2 separate regions of the Homo sapiens genome follow, and region 2 is linked to region 1. The links are chromatin contacts, found by Hi-C or POLR2A ChIA-PET in ENCODE. All regions are on one chromosome and are shown on one strand. The core of a region is the stretch at or near the end of the contact, and the rest is flanking DNA. Distances in the headings are between cores, read along the strand shown.

The links. A loop is a pair of places that touch in the nucleus more often than their neighbours do. ChIA-PET counts read pairs that join two places held with the same protein, here RNA polymerase II (POLR2A). Pooled maps may share reads with other maps.
Region 2: a map of heart right ventricle shows a loop between it and region 1 (2.4-fold over the local background). The contact joins two enhancer-like sites. A Hi-C loop is called at or near these places in 8 of 168 maps with a recorded cell type or tissue (GM11168, Right ventricle myocardium inferior, heart left ventricle and 3 more) and 9 of 50 pooled maps. POLR2A ChIA-PET finds 5 or more read pairs at or near these places in 3 of 52 experiments (GM12878 and activated CD4-positive, alpha-beta T cell).

The regions. Positions count from the first base shown.
Region 1 is chr17:77,674,926-77,677,730 of GRCh38, forward strand. It overlaps LOC107985079 (a long non-coding RNA gene), which reads left to right. Exons shown (of 2, transcript XR_001753032.2): 2 at 2,378-2,805. Among named protein-coding and RNA genes, the nearest start is that of LINC01987, 52 kb to the right of the region's middle. Within about 2 kb of position 1,431, at least 2 of the 41 ENCODE cell types and tissues checked have a DNase peak (open chromatin) inside an H3K27ac peak, as active enhancers do; they include heart right ventricle, where a contact is called at or near this core.
Region 2 is chr17:77,737,824-77,740,628 of GRCh38, forward strand. No RefSeq gene overlaps it. Among named protein-coding and RNA genes, the nearest start is that of LINC01987, 11 kb to the left of the region's middle. Within about 2 kb of position 1,333, at least 10 of the 41 ENCODE cell types and tissues checked have a DNase peak (open chromatin) inside an H3K27ac peak, as active enhancers do; they include heart right ventricle, where a contact is called at or near this core.

The DNA of each region.
Region 1 (2,805 bases), core at 181-2,680:
GGTTTTCTTGTCTGCGGAATGGGCATCGTTTTTCACACGTTATTGCAGGTGGTGAGGACTACATGAGATTACACGAACGCGGCTGCTTTACAGACACAGCTCTCTTAGCTTCCTTCCATGCAAGACTGGAGCAAAGGATCTGAGCTGGGTGCAGATGGGGTTTTTCCCCCTCATCTTCTGAAGATGGAAATGTGGACAGACACTTTGCTAACTCTTTATTTTACCCCTTTGAGTGCTGCCAAAGCCAGTGTTTAGCATTGCGAAAGAAACCACACGGGGCTAGTTTGCTGCGGGAGTTATAAATCTCTCTTGGAACAGATTTGAAAACTGGTGACACAGAACAATTGCCCCTGGGGTCAGCAGCTGGGCCATTTGGGGGCCAGACACCACCTTTAGGATTCCCGGTGACGCCTCCCCTCCCATCCTGGTTCCAGGTTCTGCCACCAAGGGCAGGAGAATGCTGAGGAGCATTTCTGGAACCTCTAGACTTCCGACTCCCCCGCTCTGAAGGTGCACTTTGAGGAGGGCTGGACAGTGGAGGCTCCACCTAAGTGGTCCTCTGAGGCCTGAGGTCGGGTGAATTCTGGAGTCTCCAGACCTTACCCAAGAGCCCCTGTCTGTCCTCTTTCCCCATTAGTGTCCCCAGCGGGCCTTCCTGTCCACTGCCGCGGCTCCGTGGAGACCCACCCGGCCATCTCCAACCACATTGCTCCTGCTCCAACCCCAAAGCCCAAGCCCTCCTCCCCTCCCAGCCATGGGTGCTGACACCCCCACACTGTTCCTTCTAGCCTGAACCCTGGCACTTGCCTTTCTTTGGGGCCTCAGCTCTAATCAGGTGCAAGCTTTGCTAATCCTTCCTATGAGTGACCTCTTGTGCTCCTCCTCCCTCCTTCCTCCCTCCTCCATCTGAGATTCTGCATCAGCTCCATCCTAATCTCTAACTGGCCTCTGGATGAAGGAGCCCAGGTGAGCCCCTCCATTTGCTGACCTCCCCCTCCCCGCTGTGGGCCCTGCAACCTCCTTGAGCTGGTCCCCACCCACCCACATCTTCTTCTTCACACTCCCCAGCACTCAGCACACCCCAGCCAAAGCCACGTTGTCACTAAGCCAGACCATGTCACACCCAGCCCAGGCTCCTGCCTTTTGGGTGTAATTTCACAGTTGACATCCTCTGCTTTATTTCGAGCCGAGCTGAGCTTTATTTCGAGCTGAGCTGCCCCTTCAGCTCTCAGCCAGTTTCCTGCATTTGCAGCCCTGGCTTCTGGGTACCTCACCAACCTGCCACACTCCCTGGGCCGTCCGCAAGAACCCAGCCCCGTGCCCCCTTCCTGGAATTCCTCAGGAGCATGGAGTCTGTTTCACATCGGCCACTTTCTGGCGTGTCTTAGACCAGCCGCCTGATTCCCTTTCCCGGACGGCGAGCGCCAGGAATGTGCCATCCGCATTCCACTTTATCTTGTATCTCCCTGGGCTCCCAGCCCCGCGCCGGGCGAAGAGCCGGCACTCAATCAACGCCTGCCTAATGAATTGGCTGAATAAATTAATTTGGGGTTCATTTTCCCGGCCCCCTGCTTGGATGGGGAGGCTGCCTCCCTGACCTGTGGGGTGAGGCCCCTGAGGGCGGGACAGGACTGTGCACTGCCTAGTACATTAAACCGGGTCTCAGATTCCATTAAATCGAGGGGGAGGGAGTGCCTGCCGAGGAGGCTCACCCCAGAGGCCCTGCACGCGGCTCGGGCTGTTTAAGGAGGTTAAAACGAGAGGAGAAGGCTCTACAGCTAATTGTCCTTGTGCGTTAATCACAGTGTGCTGCGGGGGCGCCTGTTAGAATGTGTTAATTTGGTAATTACCGAGGAGGGGGAGGCTGCTCTGTAACCCTCGGCCTTTGTCATTATTTTTTAACTGAAATATGAAATGGAAATGGAAAGAGTGAGAAATTCCAGCCAGGATTTAAACCCAGATAGTGGAAATTCCCATCAGTTCACGTCCTCCTCTGCCGCTGCTGGAATGCCCCACGCAGGTGTCTCGTCTTCGTTTCTGCCCAGCCTAGATGTCTTTGCCCCCTTTTGAGCTTCCGGGTCCCAACACTGAGAGGGGCTCTGTCACCTTCTGTTTCTTGGAGAGACAGGAATGGCGGCCACACTTTATGACAGATATCATAATAGCCCAAAGATTCCAGACCCCGGGGCTCAAGCCCTCCTCCTTGCAGGTCTGGCCTGTATCCCCCACGGCCTTCGTTAATGGGCTGGGGGCTCCCCACTCCCCCAGATGGAATCTTCTCATCTCCCTGCTCAGGCAAGGCTTCTTTTTGCCTGTTGCACTAACTATGGTCCTTGATTTCATCTCTCTCCTCCCTGTTTCCCCACCCCAATCACAGCTCAGATACCAAGTATGCTGGGAACAACCAAGACCCAGGGGGCCGCTTGCTGCTAGCTTATTGTTTGCGGAGTCTTAAATGTGCATAACAGCTGTGCACAGTGTTGCAGAGCCATGCACGAAGCGGACATTGCAACCAACCAGGACTGGGAATTCCATCTTCTCTGCTTTCAAGAGCTCAGGCCTGATTGGTGGTCCTACCTCCCAACTATCTCTGGAATCTCTGCTTTTCTCCTAATTCCATTGCTGCAAAGAGTCTAGATGAAGACTTTGAACTTTTGCCTGGACACCTCCAGTATCCTGATGAAGTCGTTCCCTTCAGCCAGGCTCTGTTTCCTCTGAGCCTGGGTGGAAACAAACAGAGCCTGGTCACCCAAGGACATGAGTATTGGGAACACGGACTCGGATGAAAATCCCAAAAAAAGCCAA
Region 2 (2,805 bases), core at 83-2,582, 63 kb after region 1:
TCTAATCCTGGGAGGGACTCTCTCCAGTGTCAGCAAAGCCCCTGATGTCAAAGTATCACAATACAGAGAATAAAAGACGCGGCCCGTACGCAGAGCTGAAGTGGCTCTCTGTTATTTGCAGATGGAAATTGGAATCTCTACAGCATGACAGACACTTGAGCAGAAATTCTAAGCTTTTATGGGTTGCCACAGGTCCCTTTCAGGAGGATGGCGAAGGCTATAGTCATGAGCCGTCTAAGGTGGAGGTCACGAGCGGCAGGTGGCTCTTAATAAGCACTTGACATACCACTTCTCCCAACTGAGATGTGCTGTACGCGTCAAATCCGAACTGGATTTTGAGGATTCAGAATGAATAAAAGATTGAAAAAATCTCATTCATGATTTGTATATTAATTACATGTTGAAATGATAATATGTTGGATATATTGGGCTAAATAAAATATATTATCAAATTTAAGTTTGCTTGTTTCTTTTTATTGTGTCTGCTAGAAAAATGTCCTCAGTTAAAATCACCTCAGTGGCTCACATTCTCTCTCTATTGGACAACAGGGCTCTTGACCTCCCTAGGGGAATGGACCCAGGCACACATGATGCAGGTAAAATATGGTATTGAGGGGTGTGATTCCAGGATCTGAGGGTACACCGACCCCAAGTTGATTTCACTCTCTCTTTCCAGAATTATAGGGTGAAAAGAACCCTAGAGAAGGATCCCTGGCCCCAGACACATAACTATCAGTGAGAACCCACAGCATTGAAAAGCAAATCTTTCCCAAAGCTTCATGTTTTGAGCCAGCCTGCTGTAAAACTTTGTTAAAAAAAATCAGTAGACAATAAAGAAGAAAATCAAACTTTTTAGCCTTGATTAAGTGGTTCGATGGAGAGAAGAGTGGTAGCGTGCTTTCCTCGTTGGCTGATAATCGATTCTTTTCTTGGTCTGAGCCTTGGTATGGCTTAGGAGCTTGCCCAAGCCAGCACTGGTGTGGGGCAGGCAGGGAAGGGCTGGGACTGGGAATTGCTTCCCCAGCCCTGGATTTAACTTCTCAGGACAGATGATGGCTTGTGCACGTCATCAGTTCTCCATGGAGAGAGGCTCTGTGTCCTTTCCCAGAAGCCCAAGCACTGGTTTTCACTCCCTGCGAGCCAGAAGCAATTCTCATGGCATTATACAGTTCCTCCGTTTCTGAAATGGAATTCCCCCTCTCCTCACTTGGTCTGCACTGGTCCCAGGGAAAGTTTGCTCAGCGCTCTTCCTCCACCCACCCTTCACATGGTGGCAGTGGCTCAGTTTAGGGGTTAAGCCCAGAGAGTTTGAGGCTGTCAGGTCTGAGAGCTGCCCTTGTCTGTCAGAGGCCAGCTGCAGGATTTGGAGCCAGTTACTTCCTCTCTCTCTCTCAGCCCCAGCCTAAGCTTGGCAAAAGGACAATGACAACACCTCTGTGGTATAATAAAGAGTATGTCTTTGTCCCTGGTTCCTGGCACAGAAAACCGTTGGAATTTCCTGAATGATAGGAGTGTCTTGATTGTGTTGATGGTGTGACTCCTGGCACATGCCAAGAGGACTTCAGGATGGAGGCTGACCACCAAAGACCAACCACGTGATAAGAGGGCTGGAACTTTTGGTCCACCCAAAGTCCGGAGAGGGGAGAGGGGCTGAAGATTGAGTTCAGTCATGAGGACAATGATTTAATCAGTCATGGCTACGTAATGAAATCCCAGTGAAAACTTTGGGTCTGGTGCAGTGGCTCATGCCTGTAATCCCAATGCTATGAGAAGATGAGGTGGGAGGATCACTTGAGCCCAGGAGTTCAAGACCACTCTGGATATCATAGTGAGACCTCCTCTCTACTAAAATTAAAAAAATAATAATTTTAAATCAACCAGGTATGGTGGTGCCCGCCTGTAGTCCCAGCTACTCAAGAGGCTGAAGCAGGAGGATCACTTGAGTCCAGGAGATCGAGGCTGCAGTGAGCCATGATCACACCACTGCACTCTAACCTGGGCAACAGAGCGAGACTCTATATCAAAAAGGAACAACAACAACGACAAAACTCTGGACACTGAAATCTCTTGAGGATATCAATTCCTTACCAGATACATGATTTGCAAATATTTTCTCCCATTCTGTGGGTTGCCTTTTTACTCTGTTGATAGTGTCTTTTGACTCACAAAAGGTTTTAATTTTTATGAAGTCCAATTTGTCTATTTTTTTCCTTTGTTGCTTGTGCCTTTGACGTTATATCTAAGAAATCGTCACCAAATCCAATGTCATGAAGCTGTATCCTTGTTTTCTTCTAAGAGTTTTATGGTTTTAGCTCCTACATGTAGGTCTGTAATCCATTTTGAATTAATTTTGGCATATGGTGTTAGGTCAGGGTCCAAATTCATTCTTATGTAGGTGGATATTCAGTTTTCCCAGCACTGTTTGTTGAAAAGACCTTCTTTTCCTCATTGAATGGTCTTGGCACCCTTGTCAAGAATCATTGGACCATATATGCGAGGGTTTATTTCTGGGGTCTCTATTCTACTCTTTTGGTCTATATGCCTGCCTTTATGCCGGCGCCATACTCTTTGGATTACTGTAGCTTTGCGGTGAGTTTCAAAGCTCAGTGGGGCCTCCTGGTTGAACACATGGATTTGCTGGGAAAGTGATGCATCCTGATTCCACAGGAGAAGGCATGAAAGCTGCAAGTCCAGGATGCTCCCAGACCTTGTTCTATGTGTATCCTTTATAATAATGCTGTAATCGTGGGTGTAGCACACACCCACGTTCTGTTAGTCATTCTAGTGAATTGTTGAACCTGAGAG